Linked DNA regions of Homo sapiens: region 2 is linked to region 1. A link is an interaction called in ENCODE POLR2A ChIA-PET data of the cell type or tissue named here. Cell type or tissue: PC-3. All regions are shown on one strand.

Evidence for each region. ChIA-PET counts read pairs that join two places held together with the same protein. Peaks named below come from ENCODE experiments on the same cell type or tissue, not always from the same donor. Only the 100,000 strongest peaks of a DNase experiment are listed, where the experiment ranks them.
Region 2: POLR2A ChIA-PET joins it to region 1 with 5 read pairs; 2 of 35 experiments call an interaction of 5 or more read pairs at or near these places.

What each region holds. Positions count from the first base shown.
Region 1 is chr12:26,865,693-26,873,692 of GRCh38, reverse strand. No RefSeq gene overlaps it. Among named protein-coding and RNA genes, the nearest start is that of ITPR2, 36 kb to the right of the region's middle. In PC-3, no CTCF peak of the experiment used is centred here; a DNase peak (open chromatin) is centred at 2,432; H3K4me3 peaks cover 720 bases; H3K27ac peaks cover 725 bases.
Region 2 is chr12:25,645,102-25,653,101 of GRCh38, reverse strand. It overlaps a transcript of LMNTD1 not described here. Among named protein-coding and RNA genes, the nearest start is that of LMNTD1, 96 kb to the right of the region's middle. In PC-3, no CTCF peak of the experiment used is centred here; a DNase peak (open chromatin) is centred at 4,391; H3K4me3 peaks cover 1,049 bases; H3K27ac peaks cover 973 bases.

The sequences.
Region 1 (8,000 bases):
GTGAGGGAGGAAGGGAAGGGCCCTTCTCAGTGGTCACCTTCACATCCCTGTGCTCCTGACTTCTAACCCCTTCCTTCCCCCACAGCTGGGAAATCTCTGTGTAATCTTGCATGAGATTTCTTTCTCTCGCTTAACAAATAGGCTTCTAAATCTTACGTACGCCTGTATCTTTCCCATTCCCCATGGGGACTTGAGTTTTGGAGACTCAAAAGTCAAAAGAATCTCATTTGTTTCTCTACTTTCTGTTAACTTACACTGCCTGGGGGTAGTGGAACTCAGAATAGTCTATCTGAGAGACTTGAAAGATGGTAAGAACGAGATCAGAGAAAATATTACAGGAAAACAGTGACTAATGCTTCAAAAGTATGTCCTACCCCATAATTATTGATTAATTCCCTAAGAGAAGTGGCTGGGATGGCATTTGGAACAAAGACGAAACCTTTTGATATGTGCTAAATGGCATATAGAAGCTGTAATATAACACATGGGAGATCTTAAGAAAAAATATTATTTGTAACAAATAGAAATTATTTAGGATATGCGCTAGATTATATGGAGGTCCCTCTCTCTCTACTGTGACTTGGCTGTAGAACCTGAGGCTCCTTGCTTCTCCTTCTAAGTACCGGCTTTCTCATTTGTTAAGTGGTGATAATAACCCTGACTTCACAAGATTTTTGTGAGAATTAAATTCAATTAAATCATCAAGGAGATGCATGATAGCCATTTAGCAAATGCTTGTTTGTCCTTTTGCTCTTTCATCCATTCACATGTTTATCTTTTCTCATCAGATATGCACACCCTACTTCTCCATAGCAAGACCACAGCCACTGTTAATGAACCTTGTGTAATATGTATAATAGGTGGTTGGGTGGGTGTGGCTCCATCCTACCCACTTATCTCATCCGTTACAAATGTACACCCTAAGTAAAATCCATAAAGGTAAGCCTTGGGTTCACTATTCCTATAGAGCTGATGAAACAAATGCTTATGACTAAGACCTCCCCATGGCCCTTAGTGGTTCCTAATGAATGAGTTTTGAGTAGAAACATTATCTTTAATGACAGCCTTTAAGCATGCACAGCACCTGCCTCCGCATCTCTTTAAGTGAACATTATCAGTGATGTTTTCTAGGCTTCACATACAGCATTGGAGGAGATAAAATCTTAGATCTAGAGTGGAATTCATAACTGCTATTTTTCTTTTTAAAATTGAGGTACAATTTTCACACAATAAAGTGCACAGGTCTTAAGTGTTCAATTTAGTGAGTTTTGACAATTCCACACAGCCATGTAACTGCTATCCAAAACAAAAATTTAACATTTTCATTACCCCAGACATTTCCTTATGCTCCTTTCCAGTCAACTGTCCCCCCAGCATGGCAGCATTTTTCAGTATGACAGCTCCCACATATTCTTAGGGGTGCTTTCTATTTTATTTAACATTGAAACTCTCACAACTGCCTTCTGTTGGAAGTAGGCTAATAATGAGAGCCAACACTTGCTAAGAAGAGATTTCATGCATCATCGCACTTAATATTCATAACTATCCTGTGAGGTAGGAACTATTATTTCTTCATTTTACAGATAAGGAAACTGAAGCTTAATGAGATAAAGTTGCTCACGGGTCAATGAGCTCTTCAGTAGCAGAGCTGGGATTTGAACTCAGATTGGTCTGATTCCAGACCTTGACTTTGTAACCAATATGCTACTGTGCTAAGGAGCAGAGGTGCCTCACGGTTTAGATAATGAGTGCGATTTTTCCCAGGTCTGGATTTTGTAAGAAAGGAAAAAAAGTATAAGTTGTTTATATATATATGTGTATATATATACACATATATATATACATATTCACAGTATAATCCCATTTCATTTAATATACTTATGAGACTTGTTCCCCTTTCATTAAATTGTGCCAGCAAGATTTTTACTAGTTGACTGTTAAGAACTGGTAATAGTAATAATGATCATCATAATGATGACTTTTATGAGAGCAACCATTTTTTAATACTTAACTATGTGTCAGGTGCTGTGTGAAACACTGCACCTAAATTTCCTTATTTAGTTCTCGTAATCACTATAATGGTAGTGTCTGTTACTAACATTTTTTTTTTTTTTTTTGAGACACAGTCTTGCTCTGTCACCCAGGCTGGAGTGCAGTGGCACAATCATGGCTCACTGCAACCTTGACCTCCTGGGCTCAAGTGATTCTCCCACCTTAGCCTCCCGAGTAGCTGGAACCCACCATGCCCAGCTAATTTTTTAGTTTTGTAGAGATGGGGTCTCGCCATGTTGCCCAGGCTGATCTTGCACTCCGGGGCTCAAGCATTCCTCCCACCTCAGCCTCCCAAACTGCTGGGATTACAGGTGTGAGTCACTACGCCCAGCCCATTTTTACAGGCTAAAAATGTGAGGCTTAGAGAGTCTGAGTGACTTGCGAAAGCTGCACAGCTAGAAAGTAGTGGAGCCGATTTTGAATCTTGGCAGTCTACCCAGAGAGCCTTTACTTTCAACCACTACATCCTCTTGATCCTCTGCATATGCCCTCGGTCCTGTTGATAAAGAATGGTCTTGGTTCCTGCCTGAAACAGCTTTCATCAGAATTAAATATGTGTGTGTGAATTCTGCCAGCTGGCTCTTTTTTAGATAAGATCATTTTAGTTCCAAACACTTAGGTCCACCTGGGCTTTAGAACGTGGGAAATAGCCAGGCTGGCCCTGGGCCAAGTTGTGAAGTAAAGGAAGTGTGTCTGGGACATTTTATCCTCCTCTGCACGTTGCCATACCCTCTAAAGATCCTATCAACCAAAGACTGCTCACCTTTCAATTCCTGGAGCCCAAGTCTTGCCAGAGGAACTGAGTCCTTCAGCTGTGGGCTTGTTGAGAGCCCTGCTTTTGCCCCTCCCTTGCCCCAGCCTGGGGTGGCTTTTCCCATTTATATCGAAGCCAGTTTCACTCTAGCTTTCCTGTCCAAGCCTGTGCTGATACCCTTAGGTAGGGAGGCTGGTAGAGGCTCTCCGGACATCCGAGGCTCTCTAGAAATAGGGCCTTTATCTATTTTTGGCAATCTCAGAGGTGTGTCTTCCAGTACTGATAGGAAAGGCAGGCAGGGCAACCTTACTGATAACAACAGCTCATCTGCAGATAGCATTGAATCTGTGTGCTGTGCTGTTCTGAGTGCTTTATAATACATATTAGTTTATTTAATCCTCAGTACAGCTCCAGGCAGTGTGTTTGTCAAGGCAAGAGACAGGGGTCACACAGGTGGAATTCTGAAGAGAATTTAAGGAAGGGACTATTTACAGATGAGTAGGTAGATTTAAGTGAATCCATGAGGGATGGGGAGGCATCCAGGAAACCAGCAGCAGTGGGCAGCTGTTCCCAGCCCTGGGCAGAAGGGGCAAGCCAAGGACCTCGTGTAACCGGAGCCTGATGAGGAGCTGCTGTAGGAAGGGCAGCTCTGCGGAGCTGTCTGTGTCTAGAGGGATGTGGCCAGAGCCCCAGTGGTGTGTGGGCAGGTGAGGAGTGAGGGAAACGCTGACTGCTCTCTCTTTCCTGTTTCCTTCCCGTTTCCCATTGGCTGAAACAACCAAAAGCCTGAGGTCAAGGGGTCAGTCCAGGTGATACAGGCTTGATGTGTCAGTCCCCAGAGGGCTCAGTACAGGGCCTAAAGGCACACCGAGAATAATCAGCCCATGAAGGAAGTGAGGCACAGAGAGGCTGAGCCATGGGCCCACATTCAAGGAGCTGGGAAGTGGCAGAACCAGGATCTGAACTGAGGCTGATAAATCTGCTCTTAACCACTCCACCACACTGGCTCTAGCATTTTCTTTCACACTTACGTAGTGTCTTACAGTTTTCAGAGAGATACTGGTGCCAAAAGACCTGAGAAACTACTTTGGAAGGTGCCCCAGTCGTATTATTCCCATCGAATTGATTCTAGTCTGACTCTAGGATCAGACTTTTGGTGTCACTATTAGGTAGAACTACTGGGATGAATGTAGTCCAATCTATGTAAGTTGTAAATTAAAAATAATATCATAAGTCCCCCACCGAGTGGAACTGTTTTGGCCAAGGGGACCCCAGAAAAACCTTAAAAACTGAGTTGCCAGGCCAGGCTCAGTGGCTCACATCTATAATCCCAGCACTTTAGGAGGCTGTGGCAGGCGAATTGCTTGAGCTCAGGAGTTCGACACCAGCCTAGGCAACAAAGTGAGACCCCGTCTCTACAAAAAACACAAAAATTAGTTGGGCGTGTTAGCACATGCCTATGGTCCTAGCTACTCGAGAGGCTGAGGTGGGAGGATAGCCTGAGCCTGGGAGACAGAGGTTGTAGTGAGCTGAAATCATGCCACTCACTCCACTGGGCAACAGAGCCAGACCCCCTCTCAACAAACAAACAAACAAACCAACAAAGTTGCCAGCCATGATGGGACAGGCGGTCAGACACGCCTTGTTATGTCCCCTCTTTTTTGGAGGTTAAACAAAACAACTGACCAGCATTAATGTTAAAATAGAGATCGTAAGACTGACAGAACAGACTGTGGCAAGAAGATATTAAATTATAAACAAGACCTTAGGCCATGCCAGGCAAAGGTGAAGTCAGACACCACTACATTTAAAGAACAGACTATGTTCTAACTGCCACAGAGCTTTTTTCTTTTTCTCTAGCAGCTATACAAGCACTAGCCTCCAGATAAGCATTATTAAAACTATCAGTAGCTCCACCAGATGCTGACTAACTAACCCCTGGTCACTGTTCCACCAGCCATCACTGCAGCTCTGACTGGACAAGAGATTGATTTCAGTCAGTGATCTCCTGATAAGAAGACCACTGACCATGAACTTGGTCCTGGTTGGTTTACAGGGACCGTGCACTTGAATGCCTTCATGTCCTGAAATAACCTTTTGACATATAGAACCTGATTATATACATTTAAATGTTAAGTCTCCACCCAAAGTAAACATGAGTTGAATGTTATATGTGTGTTTGTTCAATAGGCATGCCTCAGGACCAACTTCATGAATATTCATAGCTCCTCGTGTGACCTGTTGAATATGTGTGTTTAGTCAATGGTTCAGCATAAAGCTTCTACTCCAACCCCTCCTTCTTTGAAGCGCCTGTCTCTGGTCTTGGCCTAAGGCACATTTCCCAGCCTGTGGGATGGCCAGCCACCTTGCAGGCTGTAATTCTTTCTTTTCTTTTCTTTTCTTTTTTAAATTATACTTTAAGTTCTGGGGTACATGTGTGGAACGTGCAGGTTTGTTACATAGGTATACATGTGCCATGGTGGTTTGCTGTACCCATCAACCCGTCATCTACATTAGGTATTTCTCCTAATGCTATCCCTCCCCTAGTCCCCTACACCCCAACAGGCCCCAGTGTGTGATGTTCCCCTCCCTGTGTCCATGTGTTCTCATTGTTCAGCTCCCACTTATGAGTGAGAACATACAGTGTTTGGTTTTCTGTTCTTGTGTTTGTTTGCTGAGAATGATGGTTTCCAGCTTCATTCATGTCCCTGCAAAGGACATGAACTCATCCTTTTTTATGGCTGCATAGTATTACATGGTGTATATGTGCCACATTTTCTTTATCCAGTCTATCATTGATGAGCATTTGGGTTGGTTCCAAGTCTTTGCTATTGTGAACAGTGCTGCAATGAACATATGTGTGCATGTGTCTTTATAGTAGAATGATTTGTAATCCTGTGGGTATATACCCAGTAATGGAATTGCTGGGTCAAATGGTATTTCTGGTTCTAGATCCTTGAGGAATTGCCACACTGTCTTCCACAAGTTGAACTAATTTACACTCCCACCAACAGTGTAAAAGCGTTCCTATTTCTCCACATCCTCTCCAGCACCTGTTGTTTCCTGACTTTTAATGATTGCCATTCTAACTGGCATGAGATGGTATCTCATTGTGGTTTTGATTTGCATTTCTCTAATGACCAGTGATGATGAGCTTTTTTTCATATGTTTGTTGGCTGCATAAATTATCTTCTTTTGAAAAGTGTCTGTTCACATCCTTCACCCACTTTTTGATGGGGTTGTTTTTTTTTTTCTTGTAAATTTGTTTAAGTTCTTTGTAGATTCCGGATATTAGCAGGCTGTAATTCTTTACAAGAAATAGTCTCCTTTCTAAATTATAAATTACATGTTTTTTTAAGTTAACAAAACACATGTGTGTCTTAAAATTTTTCCCACCGGTGACAGAGATCCTAGTGATAGAGAAAAAGGCTTTATTCATCTGTTTAAAAGGTCCCTGTAAATAGTAGGCCCTAAACAGAAATTACTCATGATAGACACAGGTGACATTGGTAGGGCTTGGCCAGTTCAGTCAGTTGATAACTAAGATGGTCAAGTTTATGAAACAGAAAGATCACAAACTAGCAAGTGTTGGAAAACTGCTGGTAAGACGGGGAGAATAATTTTGTTTCAAGTTAAGAAAAACTGACACTTGTGGTTTCCGTGTGAGAGGAGTCAGTACTCAGTTTGAGCAACTTCTGCAAAAAAAAAAAAAAAGGTACCCTCCTGGGTTGAATCCAATTGAGGCAAGCCAACTGATAAAAAATACAAGCATTGTGTGGAAAGGAGATACTAAAAAACACTCTTTTGTGAAAAAGATACAAACTTCAATCAAGATAAATAAAACCATTGGAATAAGCTCTTCTTATATTAAAGAAGTAAAGTCTTAAGATAGTCTTTTATGGTTTATTATTTTATTTCTAATTAAGTTTTATTGTAATAAAACTTTATTTCTAAATAAAATCTTAATTAGAAATTAATGCTTAGCAAGCTTACTAAAGTACACTTTTTTTCCTCCTTTTTGAGACAGGGTCTTGCTCAGTTTCCCAAGCTGGAGTGCAATGGTATGAACATAGCTCACTGCAGCCTCAACCTCCCAGGCTCAAACAATCCTCCCACTCCGGCCTCCTGAGTAGCTGGGACCATAGGCGTGTGCCACCCCACCTGGCTAATTAAAATTTTTTTTTTTTTTTATATAGAGACAGGAGCCTCACTAAGTTGCCCAGGCTGGTTTCAAACTCCTGGGCTCAAGCAGTCCTACCACCTCAGCCTACCAAAGTGTTGGAATTACAGATATCAGCCACCACACCCAGCTAAAGTACACCTTTAATGTTAGGCAGACAACAGTTTCTATGAAGAAAAAGGGTGAGAGAGCTGCATGTGGTGGCTCATGCCTGTAATCCCAGCTACTGGGGAGGCTGAAGTGGGAGGGTTGCTGGAGTCCAGGAATTTGAGGTTGCAGTGAGCTATGATAGTGCCACTGCACTCCAGCCTGGGCAACAGAGTGAGACCTTGTCTTTAAAAAAATAAAAAGAAAAAGGGTGAACTTGGGAAGGAGAGTAGGATAGAGGAGATAGAAAAAAGAGATTAAAAGTATGCATTGTCTCTACTCTCTTACCTTGGGAGGTAAGGAAAAAAAACATGTCTGTTGGGGTCTGACAATACATTATCACCATTTACATTTTAGTTGTCCCTGAGTTCTGGTGGAAAGGCAAAGTTATCCTTAATGGGGGGATTACTTCTAAATTGCAGGCTGTAATTTTACAACAGTTCTCCCCTGTAGACTCATGTGCCTGCCAGAAAAGTAGGGCTTCCGTGAGGTATTCACCCAATTGCCCTTCTCTGGAATCTGGGGCCCACCTTTGGGAACTACATGTCTCCTGGCATCAATTCATCCTCAACAGGTAGCTACCCTCCCACCCCTGCAGCCCACACTCTTTCCTGTACTTTTCTTGATCTAATTGCCTGGACCCTCCCTGCCCTAGATAACTGGTGTCTCTTAGAGTGTCTCCAAATGTAAGAAACACACCTAGGCAGACAATTTTAAAGTAAGGGAGGTTTAGATTAGATTTTTAAAAAACAAGTATTTTTTAAAATTAATATTTGAATTTTTTGATTTAATATTAATTTCTCCTTGATCTCTGCAAATCATGAAATGCATGAAGGTAACTTCAACCAAGCCAGTGTGATGAGAAAC
Region 2 (8,000 bases), 1.2 Mb after region 1:
GGCATATTAATAAGTTATTTAGGCATAAAATAGATTTGTTTAAAGACTTCTATAAAATGAGGACTACCATCCAACTCACGGTGCTTGTAATGACCAGTTGATGAAATCCACGTACAGTACCATGCAGAGTGTCCAGCTCAATAATACATGTTTCTTATTCTTTCACTCCCCGCTTTTTGCATTCTTTCAAAGGAAGGGGAGCCCATCAGCAAGGCTGTTGTGCCTCTAGTGCTGACCTATTGCCCCCGGCTCTCCTACATCTGTTCCCCCACAGGTTTGCCCTGTCTTTAGTATGAGCAATATCCCCTCTCCCCAGGCTTCTTCTTTTCTGCCTTTGATGGGCTCCATACATCAGATTCTAGAGAATAATTTCTACCTATTGTTTTTCACATTCTAATGATCTTCTCTTCAAAGCCAATACACTAAAATGAGTGGTGTGTTTTCACCACCAGTTTTCTTACCACCTGTCATCTCTTTTAATCTTAGCAGCTTGCAGATTCTTTCAAGTCCCTCCAGAGGGAAATTCCCAGAGTCTGAAATGCTGTCCTTCTGGCGTGATGGGATTATCCATAACCGAGGCATCCTCCATGCTCATCAGGCTATAGGAGTGCTTTCACTGTGTAGGGAGTGAAGTATGTTAACACTATTGCACTGAAAAGGCTGCCCTCCAAAAAAGGAGGATATAAGAAATTCAGGTCATAGAATGTTTAAATTATGTAATCATATATTTTCATCAGCACTAAAAAATAATTTTTGGCTGTAAGGTATCATTTCTAAATTGCCCAATATAACATCCTGTAGGAAGGGAACTTTAGATATAGATAGATTATTGAATTGTGTTAGTACCCCTTGAAGAAACATCTGCTATTATTTTGACCTGTTTTGCATAGACTGAAACCCTTCCAGAAGCCTCATACATTATACATATGGTAAATCACAGCACTTTTACCTAATTGCTCCTTTAGGAGCTAATGACCCCCTTTGCTGCTTTGTTTCAGACACCTGATGCAATCAGCATGGAGAGGGTGTGCTCAGTCTCATCTGTTGCCTTGTAAATTCATGTTTAGTTCAAAATTAAGTGCAATTTCAAAGTGTTTAGTTTAATTTTAATCAATCTAGTTACTGTAAGCATTGCTCAAACTTATACGTTTGTTAAAATTTGTAAAGGTGACTTTGGTGAATGAATTTTGGCCTTTAAATAGATTCAGCTTGCTGTATATGCAGAATAACTTGCACAGAATCAACCATGGAAATTCAGTGAATATGCCCTTTGCTCTCATAATATTGAAAATCACAGCATAACTTGAAGGACCTTGTTCAGGTAAGAAATCAGTGCAGGATTTATAAAGGTACCATATAGGAACCTGGTACCATGGGCTGGTATGTTTCTTTATTATTATTTTCAGAGGGAGATTTGTGGATTGAATTTTTTTTATTTCTGAATACATAATTGATTTCTTAGCCAATTAAAAATGTGTAAGGCTGGGCCCAGTGGCTCACACCTATAATCCCAGCACTCTGAGAGGCTGAGGTGGGTGGATCACGAGGTCAGGAGTTCGAGGTCAGCCTGACCAACATGGAGAAACCCCGTCTCTACTAAAAATACAAAAATTAGCCAGGCATGGTGGCATGTGCCTGTAGTCCCAGCTACTCGGGAGGCTGAGGCAGGAGAATCACTTGAACCTGGGAGGGGGAGGTTGCGGTGAGCCGAGATCGGGCCACTGCACTCCAGCCTGGGTGACAGAGCAAGCCTCCATCTCGGGGGGAAAAAATTAAAAAATTTAAAAAAGATTAACTAAAATAAACATATATAAGCCTCATATAGCTTAAAAATAATTTTCTATAAAAAGATGAATAATGTAGTTTAAAACTACTCTCTATTCTTAAAAATTGAGAATGAAGATTTGGAAAGCAACTAAAAAATAATATACTCCAATTCTCTTATTAGACAGGGGAGCAAAGAAAGGCCCAAGGACCTTAGCAAGTGACGTGCTAAGGTCTGTTTTCCCCTGCAAATTGATGACTAAACTAGGACAAATACTGAGTTATGAAATACTTAATTTTATGGAGGAGAGGCACAGACACAATTATGACAGAAGTTTTAAAGAGTTAAAAAATTACTTTGCCCACTTCATAGCAATATAATAAAGAAGAAAACAGATATAACATGGAAAAGCATTGTTCTAATTAGCTGATTTTCTATGTATATAAATCCATGTAGCATTCCTTTCTAACTGCATTTTGTATTTGTTGTCATATTTCTTTTAAATGAAAATGAGTAAATCAATAATTCTGTTCATTTGGAGTGTCACATATTAAGGACTGAATTAGTTCCATTGATAGAAAAGAAATTTGTGAAGCAAGCGTGATGTTTGAAATTTATAATGGGTCCAGGTGCGGTGGCTCACGCCTATAATCCCAGCACTTTTGGGGGCTGAGGCAGGTGGATCACGAGGTCAGGAGATTGATGCCATCCTAGTCAACATGGTGAAACCCTGTCTCTACTAAAACACAAAAAATTAGCCGGGGTTGGTGGTGTGCGCCTGTAGTCCCAGCTTCTCAGGAGGCTGAGGCAGGGGAATTGCTTGAACCCGGGAGGCGGAGGTTGCAGTGAGCCGAGATCACGCCACTGCACTCCAGTGGCCACTGCACTCCACTCTGGCAACAGAGCAAGCCTCCATCTCAAAAAAATAAAAGGAAAAGAAAAGAAAAAGAAATTTATAATGGGAAAGTTTACCTACTTAATCTAATCATTTGCAAGTGTTCCCTGTTTATATCTAAATATAGCCACGGCCACAGAAGTGGAAATCCAGCAGTGCTAAGGTGGCTTGTTGGTTTGCTAATTATGAACTACACTTATCTATTCATCATAAGAGATTTTCTAGTATGCTTGTTAAACCTAGTTTTGGTGGATGCGTATAACCGAAAATAATGAAAGTGGTGGAACTGAATATAGACTATTCCGGATTCTAACTTTACACTCATACCAGTCTGTATCACAGACATATGATATGACAAGTAGTTGGACTGAGATTCAAGATTATCAAGAAGATTATTGGAATATGGTTTTATATCAACTCTCATTAATGAGCCCTAAATATATAGACTGTGCTTTGAAATATTAGCTGACAGTAGCACATATTAATTACTTTTTAATGCAAATACCTGTATTGGGAGTGATTGTTTTAAAATGCTTCCTATAATGGTGTACAATTATATAAAGTTTGGGGACCTTTGGAGACCTGCCTAGACAATGAGCATATGCTATTCATTACTCTCTTCCTAAAGCTTATCTCCTTAAGCTTCCTTGCAGAATAGTTTGTGTAATTACAAAACCATCACAAAGGAGAATTAGCAAAACATTTGGAAAGATGGATCCAATTTTATAGATTCAGAAACATAATTTGTTAACAGGATCAACATTCTCTTAGTAGCTCCACCAACACTGTCCAACGGAATAGTATGCAATGACAGAAATGTTCTGTGTCTGTGCTATCTGGTATAGTGGCCACTAGTTATGTGTATCGAGCACTTGGAATGTGGCTAGTGTGGCTGAGAAAGTAAAGTTTTAATTGTATTTAATTAATTAAAAATTAGTGGCTGGGCCCGGTGGCTCACACTTGTAATCCCAGCACTTTGGGAGACTGAGGCGGGCGGATCACAAAGTCAGGAGTTCAAGATCAGCCTGGCCAACACAGTGAAACCCTGTCTCTACTAAAAATACAAAAATTAGCTGGGTGTGGTGGCGGGCGCCTGTAATCCCAGCTACTTGGGAGGCTGAGGCAAGAGAATCGCTTGAACCTGGGAGGCACAGGTTGTGGTGAGCCGAGATCGTGCCACTGCACTCCAGCCTGGGCGACAGAGCTAGACTCCGTTACAAAAAAAAAAAAAAATAGAAAAATAATTTAAATAGCCACATGTTGCTAATGCCTACAGTATTGGGCAACTCAGTTCTTGAGAGAGATTACAGAATTCCTTCTAAGATCCCCTAGCACTGAGCACAGTGCCTGATACATATTAGCCAGATGAAATGAGAAATCAGGAAATGCAGCATATATATAGGAAGACAAAAACCCCCAGGCACACACACGTATCGTTGAAATGACACTGAACTCATTAACCTAATATGGAATGTAAAAGGAATTCACTTAGGAAAATAATCATTGCAAGTTCTTTGCTTGCTGACTAATTCATACAGGGTAAAAGTAAAAAAAATAAATTTTCTGTATGATTAAACTGGGTTACCAAGCAGATAAGATCCTATAAAACCCATAAAAGCTTGTTAGATCCCTGCCAGGGCATGAGATCTGTAAGCCTATGGAGTGACTTCCTTTTAAGGTGACAGCCCCTCTGGGTGAGGCAGAAGCCATTCCCACCTCCCGCTGTGTGTTCCAAGCCTCCTCCCTGAGTCAGCGGCAGGCACTTTAGGGCAGCGTCCTGTCCTGTCACTAGTGTGTAGCTAAGGAAACCTGGCTGAACGCATTGTTACTATGGCTCTGTGTGCCAGATCTCCGGGGCTGAGCATAACAGAAGAAGCTTAAGGACACTACATGCAACAGCCAGTGAGAGCAGGAGACATCGGTGTTTCCAGAGTCCAGACCCACCACAGTAAGTGAGAAATGAATGCTGGATTTTCCCCATCAGGCAATTCGCTGGCTTCCCTCATTTCCTTTTTATACTAACACCTGACACTTTAGAAAGTGGTCATATCTGTCATCACTGAGATATAAGAACAATTTTTTTCATAAACGTGAAATTTCTAAAGTAATAAAAATGGCATGAATTGAGATGCTGTTTTTGAGTGAAACATTGTACAGACGATTTTGAAGTGAAAAAAGAATGTTGAAATGGTATGTGTAGCAGGAACCCATGACTGTCGAAATGAACACGTATGTATAGAATAAACAAGAATGACATATTAGTGTGTAAAAAGAGGTATCCTACAGAAGTAACATTTTCAGTGATTTTCATTGTTTCTTTTGGCTTGCCTATGTTTTCCAAATTCCCTCCAATAAATATGCATTACTTTTATGATGAAAAACTTTACATTTTAAAAAACTACATTCTCTATCTTGACTAAATAATCCTTTGGTAATAATAATAGTAATATAGTAATATAGCAGGGAAGGAAGGAAAGAAGGAAGGAATGAAGGAAGGAAAGGAAGAGAAAGAGAAAACATCCTCAGATAATTTGTCCTAAAGTCTCCACTTTTACCAATTTTGAACGTTATTTGACAGTTCCTATGAAATTGGCTGTTTTTACCAATCTGTAATAGTCAAGAGGAACCATTTTGGTCAACTAGAGACAGATTACCCAGTTTCAAGATTTCAGATGAAATAAATTTAATTTAAAATAATAGCAAATGCTTTTTTATGTATAGTACTGAGAACTCAGAAGATGATGAATTAGTAATTGGTGTATTCATGTATTTATTCAACTGGTAAATGTTAGAAACCATGCAACATGCTAGAGATAAAAGGATGAATAAATGAACACAGATTTAACTATACATTTTATTTTTTAAACTTATATTTTAACTACTTCCAAAAATGATTTGTGCTGGATTATAGAAATTTTATTTTTTCATTTTTTACTTTTATTATTATTTTTTAATACAGGATCTGGCTCTGTCACCCAGGCTGGAGAGCCATGGCTCATTCTCAGCTCACTGCAACCTCTGCCCCCCCAGGCTCAAGCCATCCTCCCACCTCAGCCTTCAGAGCAGCTGGGAAGGACTACAGGCACAGGCCACCATGCCCAGCCAATTTTTTTGTATTTTTGGTAGAGATAGGTTTTGCCATGTTGACCAGGCTGATCTTGAACTCCTGGGCTCAAAGCAATCCACCTGCCTTGGTGGGATTACAGGCATGAGCCACTGCACCCAGCCAGATTGTAGAAATTTTATCAGAAACATATTTATTATTGTAGACAATATTATTATTGTAGACATTATTAAATAGTCAAATGATCTATTAGATATAAAGGTATCAAAAACCTATTCAATCGTTTTGGAAAATGACATTGTAAGGATTTGAGAAGTCACCAGAAGAAAATCCAAATTATTTTCATCCCAGAATACTAGGAAAGACATTTGAAAAGTCTGCCACTTTAATTCTGCTTTTTACTAGTTGATGGGTCTTAAACAAGGTACATCAACAACCTCTCAGATTTAATAGATCCATGTCATAGAGAAGTTTTCATATTATTTGAATTTCAAAGTTGAAAGACTAAAATGCAAATACTCTGAAAGCAACATTGCTGGCAAACAGCTGGTTTGCATTTACATTTTCTAAGCTCCAATAGATCCTTACCTACCTTTTAAGGATTTTCTAAGGCCACCAGGACATTATATTTTTAAACACTGGCAGCTTACTACTGTTAGAATTTTGTTTTGCCCACCTGTTCAGTCGGTGGTGACCTATCTCTGAACTATGGTTGATGCTTCCTTTCTGCATACTCCCAGGCTACCTTTTACTCCAGCAATCATCAAAGCCAGGGAGTACTGAAAAACCAGGGACTTTGGGTTAACACACATGAGTGGCAGACATCACCCCTCTTGACCCAGCTGCCCCTCTAAGGGGCTTTGAGAAAAGCACAAGAGAAAAAAAAATGATCCTAGGGCTAGGTTGGATACTGGCAGTCCCTCAAGAGGAAAGCAGAAGACCATTGGAAAGAGAGATCAGATGCTGGAAACCAAGATGAATCTGAGAAGACAGAACAATCAAATGACAAATCGGGGGCAGATGAGGGCCAGAGTGATGGGAGAGGGCCAGGAGAGATGAGAGGGAGCTGAGAGGAGGGTAAAGACTAGGATGGTTTTGGAACTCATTTAGGGACACTGAGCTCTACTTTCCATATGCTGTCAATGAACAACAGGCCTGTTCTTGGTGGGCAAGGGGTACGTCTTCCACCCCATACCATCTTGAACAATGCCATCCCTCATAGCTTGGGGTTTACTATTTATTTAAAAAAAATTAACCCAGGTATTGTGATTTTATTTTTGACCTCTACACTGTCAATAGCCAACAAACAGGACTTCAATCCTATCATCAGAATTATTAGATACAATGCAATAACCAACCCAGGATTTGTCCTCATCCATGAGGGCCCTACAAGGAGAATCCTTTCATTGTCCTTCTGAGTGTCACATTCCTTCAACACCTACAAGCTTCCCAAAGTGACTCCAAAACTACCATGCAGCAGTAGTGACATGGCTCCTTATTTTCACAGTGATTAATATTTACTGAGAACCTGCTATTTACAGTTACTTTACATACATTATCCTTCTTCATGTGCATAACAACCCTGTGAAGGAGGTAGCCATATCCCAGTTTAAAAGGACAAACTGAAATGCAGAAGGGTTCAGAAAGTCTGAAACACATACAGCTGCTACATGTCACGGCTGGGTTTGAAGCAGGCCCCAGCTCTTTTCCTTGTGCTGTGATGTTGCTGTATCGCTCAGATCTAATGTTCTGTGGCCCATTTTACCATGGTATCACTGAATTAGCACATTATCAATTCCCTAATCACATGGCTGCTTCTTAGCCACACATAATTCTACTCTATGTTAGCGAGCTGGGCTCAGCAGTTACTTTGATCTTTTTTTAAAGGCTGCAGTGAACATCCAGTAATAATGTATGAGCAACGTAACCTTTCAAAGTGGAAATATGTCTAATGGTCACAACCACCTCTCCTTTCAACTCCCTTACCCTCACATCTCCATTGCAATTATTCCTTAATTATTGAAACCTCTAGTCCATTGATGCTGTCACTCTTTCACAATTTTCACTACTCTCGAAACCTTGCTTCTCTTTTTGCCCAGCTTACAATTCATGACCCATTTCTAAAATCATTTAATTGAAAACATGCTCAATTTTCTGGCCCCACTCTCCCTGTACTTACCTGGCTAGACTCCAACTCTTCATGAGCCTAACTAGCCATTTTCTCTATGCCTAGAGATTAATCACATCTGTTGTCCTGGCTGCACTTTAAATTTGCA